2 separate regions of the Homo sapiens genome follow, and region 2 is linked to region 1. Evidence: chromatin contacts called from ENCODE Hi-C or POLR2A ChIA-PET data. All regions are on one chromosome and are shown on one strand. Each heading gives the region's core, a stretch centred on a gene start or an enhancer-like site at or near the end of the contact. The rest is flanking DNA. Distances are from core to core; before and after follow the strand shown.

Region 1 (4,526 bases), core at 801-3,300:
TCCTCCTCTTTTCAGTATGAAGGCTATTACAGTTTCTTCTCTAAACAGGACTTCAAACAATTTGCTGCCAGTTGCATTTCAAAGGCAGGGAAAAGGCAAATGTCATCCTTTTTTCCTCCCCTCTTTGGGTAACTGCTTTGTTGGTTGCATCAAAAATTAGAGGGGCTGCTATCTAAATTCAGGTGGGGATGCGTGGGGACAAGGCATTTAAATGTGCTTTTCTTTCTCCCTGAAGGAGAAAAACGCTTTTCCTTCTCAACCTTTCCTAAAAAGGAACTTTGATCTTCCCAACCCACAAGCAAGGGTTTCATTTCTTCCAGGCCGGCGTGTACTCCACAGCTCCTTCTGTGGCGTGGTGACCGTCACCCGCTGCATCAGCAGCTCTGCTTTTCAAGCTGTGCTCCTCCACTGCACCAGCGCCCTTTGGGCTGGAAGTTGGCACCCAGAGTCCTCGGCTGGACACGGACACCTCTCCAAAGTCACCCTTACGTCCCTAAGATCACTGTCCCTTGACATTAAATAGTGCGTGGTGGTTTAAGATGCTTTTTATTTCAATATACATTTCTGGAAGAACTACTTTAATCAAATAACAAAACAATGACATTCTGGCAAGCAGTTCATGCAATATTTTTAACTAAGGCCAAGGGAAAAAAAATAAATGGCAGAGATATTTCACTTTGAAAGGTAGTTTTTGTGCATGTGAAGTTGCCACTTTTCATAAAGGCTTTTACTACATATATCAATGAGTTTTAAGAGAGACTAGGGTCAATAATGCATGCTTTAGAATTCCCTAAATACAGATTTACACAATAGCCTTAAAATATATTCTGTTCTATCATGTCAACTCCTGTGCACTTCTACCAGCGGAATTTTATTTCTTTAATGTGAAAAACAAAAGGACAGAGGAAAGTAAAGTAAAACAAAGGAAATTAGGGCCCACAAGCTTAATTAGTATAGTGTTGTAACCCAAATCAACAATGGGAAGGACACAGTGACAAAACCCAGGAAATTCCAAGTCGAAAGAGAGGCTCTTTCCTTTAACTCCTTGAGTGCCAGGGCACTTGCTAGCCAGCTCCTTACCCAGGTGCAGGAGGCTACCTGAGTACAACTCACTGTCTTTATTGTTGAACTTCCTGGCTTTTGTTGACTTTCCCTTCTCCTTTCCTCCCTTAATGTACATGAAACATACCTTTGTGTGTGCGTTAATTATAGATAAATGGGCTAAAATTGCCTCTTGGTTTTGTAACCCTCAGAGAAGGGGAAAGAGTACAAAAAAAATTCCTGTCACTGTCATCTGTTCATTTTTAATGAGCAATTTTTAAAAATTGAAAATAAAAGAGGAAAATGAATAGGTGTTGAACCAGCCCGTGATATGTAAATGCCAACTAGTAATTACCTAAAACCTCAATTTTCATTCTGTTTCATCTTGCAAAACATTTCATTTTCCCTGAGTGAAAACACTTAATTTGGGCTGTGCGAGTTAGCGGAGCGGCCGCCCCGGCCTGCGCCTCCGCCGGCTCCGGCTAGGGGGCACTTTGGCTCTGCGCTTCTGCCGCCTGCGGGCTCGTCCACCTCAAGGTTATTCCCCTCTTGCCATTCCAGTGGTTTTACTCCGAGTGTGCAGGCCCCTCCCCCCTACTCCCACTAGTCTGGTTTCGGGGAGCCTGTTCCTCCTTGTCCTTGCAGAGGCGCGTATTGAATTTTGGCTGACCGAGCCTTCCTCTGCATATTAACTTTCCCCTCTTACCTGGCTATTGGGCCCTTGGCGTCCCTGAGTTGCAGTCACACTCTGAGAGCAGCTTTCTGGAAGCTTTCTTTCTCCCTTTGAGGTTGCACACAGAACTGCCTCTAGTTTTTGTTTATTCCTGCTGCTTTTTTAGTCTTTCTTTTCATTTTGGCAGCTGGGGAAATCCTGGATTGAGGCTCACACACATTTGCCCTCCTGCCACACTGAGAATGACAATTCCGACGCTTGCTTTCTTTTGCATACTTGTAGATTTTTCTTCTACTCTGGTTTAGGATATGTCACCTTTTGGATATGTTCGTGGAATGTGGCTTGTGGTTGCCGCTGCTTCCTTCCCTCCCCAGCCTGTTCCCTAGCTAGAAAGAGAGCGTGTAGACTTGAGAAAGAACAGGGAGCCCGGCATTGTGAATGGTAGATCAGAGAGGAGCCTGCATGTAGAAAACCAGAATTATGTTGTCCTAGGACCCTGGATCCGAGAGTGCTCTGCCTGGAATCTCAAGGAACACGGCCTCTTTAGTGAGATATATAGCTTCATAATTAGCCCGTTGCATTTTTTCACGAGTGCTAGCATCAGCGTTCTACGATGTGTTTCTCTGATTAACAGCTGCTTTGCAACTATTTCCCTGTGCCGCCGATGACCATATTTGTCAAGGAACTCCTGACAGAGTACTGATTTCTTACTAAAATGCAGCATTTCTGTTTGAAGAGGGTTCTCTCATTCTTGGCAGTGCCTGGCTTTTTAAGTCAGTCCTTGTTAAAACTCGAGTTGGCTTTGGTCTAACGCTTGTTAACAGGATTCTGGGTATCTACTTTAGTGTATGAACGTAGGAACCTTTCACAGGCAATTTAATCTTCTGAGCAGCGCACGTGGAGCAGTGCGGCGCTGGAATGGGGTTTCGGGCCCGTAGATTATATTGGTCATTTTCTTTTGCCCTCTAGTTGTGATCTCTGTGGGTTAAAAGGACTTGGCTTTGGTTGTTAGTGTCATTAATTTTTGAATATTTTTAATATTTTAAGATGGCTAATGAATGCTCACATCTTAGGAGATAGATGTGTATGTAGTACACAGGAGTGCTGGAATTGGTGGCATTCCAAATAAGTGTCACTGGAGACAATGCATCAGGTTTACATGTCAGGTGCAAAGTGCTAAGGCTCCCTCAAACCCCAGGTTCATTATTAGGCAGGCTCTGTCCTCCTGTCCCCCTCGTGCAGAAAATAAAGTGTGTATTCTGAAGATTACAATGTGCAGGTCTTTTGTAGGAGAGTGGAAAACACATAGGAAGCATCTCTTTGGTGAGGACTGTCAGGAACCTCAGTTCTTCTCACTGGGGATTACTTACCCTACACAATGCATTTAACAGCACATAGTTCATAGTAGATAACCCCTGAGTATACTGTATTCCATTGATTTATACAGTTACAAATCCTGCTCTCTCAAATACAAATCTCTCTCAATTGGCCAGTCATCTTAGATCTAAAGGTGTTTTTCAACCTGAAGTCCCCCCCGCTTTTTTCCAAGTTGCTGACAGTGACTCCAGTGACTCCGGTGTAACCATTGTTATGAGACTGCAAAGACAAGAATTTACTCCTCTTCCTTGCACCTCAGTTTTATCTCTAAGTGACACATAGTGAAAATTATGAAATTTCCCCAAAATTGTGGAATTGGTGGTGGCAGGGTTGTTTTATTTTGCTTTGGGTGGAGAAGGGGACAGAAGGTAGGGTCAGAGGGATGGGGGGCGGGGAGAAACTGGTCTGTTTTCTTTGGAGTTTGTTGTCTTTATTTTGATTAAACTAGCTATTGGTAATTCGAGGTGCACTCATTAAGAACTCAGTGCAAGAGGAAGGGAAAGGAACGCTGATTCCATATTTATCACAGGCTCACCAGCAAGCAGCTTCGACGGCGGCATCAGCAGCTTAGTGCCAGAATTCTCCCTGGCTTGCTGCACTCCCACAACATGTGCAATAAAGTTCCTGTCTCCGTTTTACATCTTTGACATTGAGGCGGAAGATTTGGCCTGAATTTATGTAATTTAGTTGGGCACAAATATAACCCATGAATAGTCACATTCATCTTCTAATTAGAAAATCAAATGATAATACAGGACAGGCTGCAGGCACCCCATCATCGAATCCAACAAAAGCGTGTTGTGTGTGTTGGGCCTCTGCAGAGGAAAGTCAGTTGAATTGCTTCATGAAATTAATGAAAAGTGCCCAACAATAGGTGGGTGAAAGGCACAAACCGAGTGCCCTGTCAGTTATTTAGTGTGTGAAGATGTTAGCATTATGGGTAAAGAGTTTTGCAAAATCTTCTCCCATCGATGTATGAATCATGGGGCTATAAAATTCTAGATTGGACAGGTCCTTCCCCCCATTTTGTAGTGCCAGTTCCTTGCGGGGAGGGAGGGAGAAGAGTCAAGAGTAACTGAAGAAATAATTAGTGAAAAGAGGAGAGAGGTTTTCATATGTTCACACTTACATGTAGCCACTTCTCAGGGTGTCTTTCTTATTCAGCACATTAGGTTGGGGCTATTTGAGTGCTTTATATTTTTGCATCTAGTGTAGTGATGTCGATGCTGTTAAATATGTGATTTGCCTGTCGCCTGCATTTTCAGACAAAGATCAAGAGGAACATAAACAAGCCCCAAATATACTTTATGTAGGTGTTTGGCAGTATTATTTTATATGACTTGAAATTAGTGAATGGAAACTTTAAAAGAAATTGTTCATATTTTTGCAAGTTTGAAGTGTGCCGGGACTTTGTCAAATTCCCGTTAAAATAAAT
Region 2 (4,526 bases), core at 1,130-3,629, 680 kb after region 1:
AGCAAAAAATGATTGTTATTATTGTCAAAACAACACCTATTTGAACTGGCCTAGGCCTAACTACACTAAATCCCTAACTTTTAAAATATGTTCTTCATAGATTTTTCCAGCAGGACACATCAATCCTCCCTAAATGGGGGAAATCATGTAAGACAGAGCAGAAGGTCTCAAACTTTGGACTAGTGAAGTGGTCCAGTGAGTGAAAAGACCCCCAGGTGCTATACCATCAAGGACTCAACCATCACCTCCCTGGGATACACTGGAGATGTGCTGTTGCTTCTAAAGAGTTACGGATGAATAGAATTAGACAACCTATCACTTTATGTCAAAAACCGAAGCAGAAATGTTACAAGAGACAAACTAAATAATACCACTGACCATACAACGAGAACCTCTGAATGAGAAGGAAGAGGGAGACTAGATACCAAAGACTGATTTTTAGACCTTGCTCTGTTGAGCACAATGGGAACATCCAGTCCTTTCCTGCCCACAGATACCTGGTTTCTTCCCTACAAGATGGGTTTGTGTGTAGCTGTATTATATTATACAGCAATTGTTAAAAGCTGCACATAAACAGGGAAGTATTACTAGTTTCTTTTTCCCTCTAATGAAATGAGGTTGGGCCTGGGTAAGGCAGAGACAATTCAACACAGTGGTTAAGAGAGTGGGCTCTGGAGTCATGCTATCTAGGTCAAATCCCAGCTCCACCATTGATGCTAGTTGACACTGGGCAAATTACTTAACCCGTCAGTGCCTCACGGTCCACATCTGTAAAGTGGGACAGCAACGACAGCACCTAACTCATGGGGTTATCATGAAGATTAAATGAGTTAATATAGTGTTCCACCACAGTGCTTGACACACGGAAAGCACTCAATAAATGTCAGTTGTTACTATTACTTGATAAATGGCAGTAAATAGGTTTTCAAAAAATCATAGCTTAATTTATTGACTAGGCCAAGTCCCCCATGTGGCCCTTTCCCCCTGCTCTGTAAAACATTATCAACTCTCAATTCTCTGGGTTCTATAACAACTGTGTAAACACGAGCTGCTTCCTCTTGCCATCCACCCACTGCTGATCGCCTCATCTGGTGATGCTGGTGCCTGTTCATGGAATGCCAGCTTACTCATGGTGAAGGTAAACCCAAACAGATTATCATTCAGACAGACAGTAAAGCTGCTGAAAATTCTGGAAGGCATTCTAGAAGTATACATAAATGGTTTTTATGTTTTCTGTATCACATAAATCTAATATTATCATAACAAATAAAATGGTGACTGAGGTGGCAAATTGTTACTCTGAAAGTTGGTTAAGACTGATAAATGCACCAATCCCTAATTATCATCACATGATTATAAGGAGGCACAATTTACTTCTGAACAATGAGGTCTGCTGCCTTTTTTTGTCGTTGTTGTTGGTGAGACAGGGTCTTGCTCTGTTGCCTGTGCTGGAGTGGTGAAGTGGGATGATCACTGCTTACTGCAGCCTTGACCTCCCAGGCTCAAGAGATCCTCCCACCTTAGCCTCTCGAGTAGCTGGGACTACAGGCATGCACCACCATGTCCAGCTAATTTTTGTATTTTTTGTAGAGGGGGAATTTTGCCATGTTGCCCCAGCTGGTCTTGAACTCCTGGGCTCGAGTAATCCTCCCGCCTGGCTTCCCAAAGTGTTGGAATTACAGGCATGAGCCACTGCACCTGGCCCCCTACCTCTTTTTTTTTTTTTTTTTTGAAGAGAATCTTGCTCTGTCACCTGGGCTGGAGTGCAGTGGCGCAATCATAGCTCACTGCACCCTGGAACTCATGGGCTCAAGTGAACCTCCTGCCTCAGTCTCCTGAGTAGCTGGGACTACAGGCAGGTGCCACTCTGCTCAGCTAATTTTTAAAATTTTTTCAATTCCTTTTTTTTTTTTTTTTTTGAGACAGGGTCTTACTCTGTTGCCCAGGCTGAAATTAATTTTTTTCATTTTTCATTTTTATTATACAGATGGTGTTTTACTATGTTGCCCAGGCTGGTCTCAAACTCCTGCTTCAAGTGATTCTTCCATTTTGGCCTGCCAAATTACTGAGATTACAGGCATGAGCCACCATGCCCAGCTCCCACAATTTACTTCCCAATGAAATAGATCTGAGAGTGAGCTGTGGAGGATTCTGTCTAGAGTTTTGAACTTGATCTACTTTCTCAGGTGAGATAAACTAAGAGTCTTTCTTTTGTCTATCTGGCAAGGTTTATGCTTATTTTTTCCAAGTCTGGGTAGAAAGCAAAACTTCCTGGAAGCAAACTAGATTACTGAGGAATTTCCTAAAATAGAGAGAACAAAGCTCTAAAGCAGGGTGGACGGCTGCCTGGTTGGAAGGACATTCTGAACCTAGTCAGGATGAAAACATCTGGGTGGAAATGTACATCTGGCCTCCTGCCTGGCCCCTCCCTCCAGTGTGAGGTGTCAGCAGGGTGGCCTCAATGATTACCTGGGAATGCCAAGTGACTGATAACCTTTTTCTTCCTCCTAAAGTCTCAGAGTAGCAGTTACAAAATCCCCAGAGGGAAAGCAGCATCACTCCTGACCCAGGAATATTTTACTACCTCCATCTTAACCCAGCAAACGTTTCTTAGCAGTGGTCACTTGAAGCTGTTTGTGTGAGTAAAGACTCTGAAACAACAGTAATAAACCCCCAGTGCTCCGCAAAGCTGGGCGTGAGCCCGTACACATGCACAAAGGACTGTGTTCAAATCTTTATGGGTTTTTCCAAAAGAAGTGAACGAGTCAGCTAGGACACAGTCTTGCCCAGTTCTTCACCTCTATCTGCTGCTGCACATGGAGTGAGATGGCTAATAGATGAAAAATAACACTGAAATCTAAACTGGAAGTTGCTTACAGTCACCAGAAACATGAAAGACTAATGCAAAATGGAAAATACTCGATGTGGTATATTTATTTAAAGTTGGTGAAGTAATTATGATTATTGTGCTCTGATTCACTAGAGATGCTTTGAAACTGCCTGTTTTTAGGTGGATAGCTGATGGCATACATGGTGAAAAGCTGGTCATATCTTAGGCTTTGGCCAGCAGAGATAATTCAGTAATCACTTGGAAACATCTAAAACCTCACTACTCAAAGTATGGTCCATGGACCAGCAGCATCACATTAGCTGGCAGCTTGTCAGAAATGCAGAATATCAGGCCCCAAATCAGACTGCCAACAACAGAATAAGCATTTTTACAAGACTCCCAGCAACTGGTAAGCCCAATGAGTTTGAGAAGTTTGAAAAGCACTGTTTGAAAGAGCCTTCATCAGTCTCAATGCCAACTAGGGGGCTCACTAGCTTTGTTCCCTTCATGTAAAAAATGAGAATGTATTTGCAACAAAAGGTTCTACCATCCATATTCCAAGGGAGCACAAAAGGACATTTTGTTCTCTACTTTTTCTCTATTCAAAACAAAATTACAATTTAGGCACCTGTAAAAAGACAAAATGATCTAAGTTCATGGTATCTAGATTTCTGGAAAAAACACCTGGGCTGGTTTTCGGTTGCCCAGTTTAAACAGTTAAAAGTTTTGAGTAAGTGAGAAGAGCAGAGCTCTCCTTTCCCAGTCACCTGAAACAATGGACTTGCCTTTTGGAGGTTGATGGTGCTGACGTGCAGTTTCTTCATGGGTCCTGTTTCCACTGGTCCACTAGCCAATGCATCCCCTTGGCCACTCCTAAGCATCCGATGCTGGTAAATCAAAGGATCCTCCTCTTCATCAGCAAGTGTGTATCCCTACAACCAAAGATTTATAGGAAACACCTATAACTCTACTAGATGCTTCTGGTTTAGGAAATATCCTTAAATTTTGGGAGGTGCAGACCTGGTAGAGCCAGGATTTCAGTAAGAAGTAAAAAGTTGCACATATGGACAAAATGAACCACAGATGGGCTGACTCCCCAACTGTAGACAGTCTTTGCTAGTCACTCCTAGTTACTGACAAGCACTGACTTAGTATTAAGATCAAGCAACCATGCAACTAGCAAAGATAAACAATTGTCGGCAATGGGAAAAGTGATAAAGTGTTTGGAGCAAAGGTGGCAAACAGCCCCCATCCCCTGGCTTTTTAAAACTTTTTAAAAAGAATCATCTATTCACTTATTTATTTGTGCCACTCCCTACCTGCCTATCTAATCGAACCTATTTATTTACTTATTTTTTTGAGACAGAGTCTAGCTCTGTCTCTCAGGCTGGAGTGCAGTAGCGCAATCTCAGCTCACTGCAACCTCTGCCTCCTGGGTTCAAGCAATTCTCTTGCCTGAGCCTCCTGAATAGTTGGGACTACAGGTGCACACCACCATGCCCGGCTAATTTTTGTATTTTTAATGGAGACGAGGTTTCGCCATGTTGGCCAGGCTGGTCTTGAACTCCTGACCTCAAGTGATCCTCCCGCCTCAGCCTCTCAAAGTTGTGGGATTACAGGCATGAGCCCCTGTGCCTAGCCTTTAATCTACTTTGAGATAGGGTCTCACTCTGCCACCCAGGCTGGAGTGCACTGG

The links. Hi-C counts contacts between places; a loop is a spot of excess contacts on that map. ChIA-PET counts read pairs that join two places held with the same protein, here RNA polymerase II (POLR2A).
Region 2: a loop to region 1 is called in a map of ascending aorta, with 8 times the contacts of the local background. The contact joins two enhancer-like sites. A Hi-C loop is called at or near these places in 1 of 168 maps with a recorded cell type or tissue (ascending aorta). POLR2A ChIA-PET finds 5 or more read pairs at or near these places in 1 of 52 experiments (WTC11).

What each region holds. Positions count from the first base shown.
Region 1 is chr1:10,528,926-10,533,451 of GRCh38, forward strand. All of the region lies in intron 2 of PEX14 (peroxisomal biogenesis factor 14), which reads left to right. Among named protein-coding and RNA genes, the nearest start is that of PEX14, 56 kb to the left of the region's middle. RefSeq lists an enhancer at 1-319. Within about 2 kb of position 2,051, at least 8 of the 41 ENCODE cell types and tissues checked have a DNase peak (open chromatin) inside an H3K27ac peak, as active enhancers do; they include ascending aorta, where a contact is called at or near this core.
Region 2 is chr1:11,205,697-11,210,222 of GRCh38, forward strand. It overlaps MTOR (mechanistic target of rapamycin kinase), which reads right to left. Exons shown (of 58, transcript NM_004958.4): 25 at 3,616-3,762. Among named protein-coding and RNA genes, the nearest start is that of ANGPTL7, 19 kb to the left of the region's middle. Within about 2 kb of position 2,380, at least 8 of the 41 ENCODE cell types and tissues checked have a DNase peak (open chromatin) inside an H3K27ac peak, as active enhancers do; they include ascending aorta, where a contact is called at or near this core.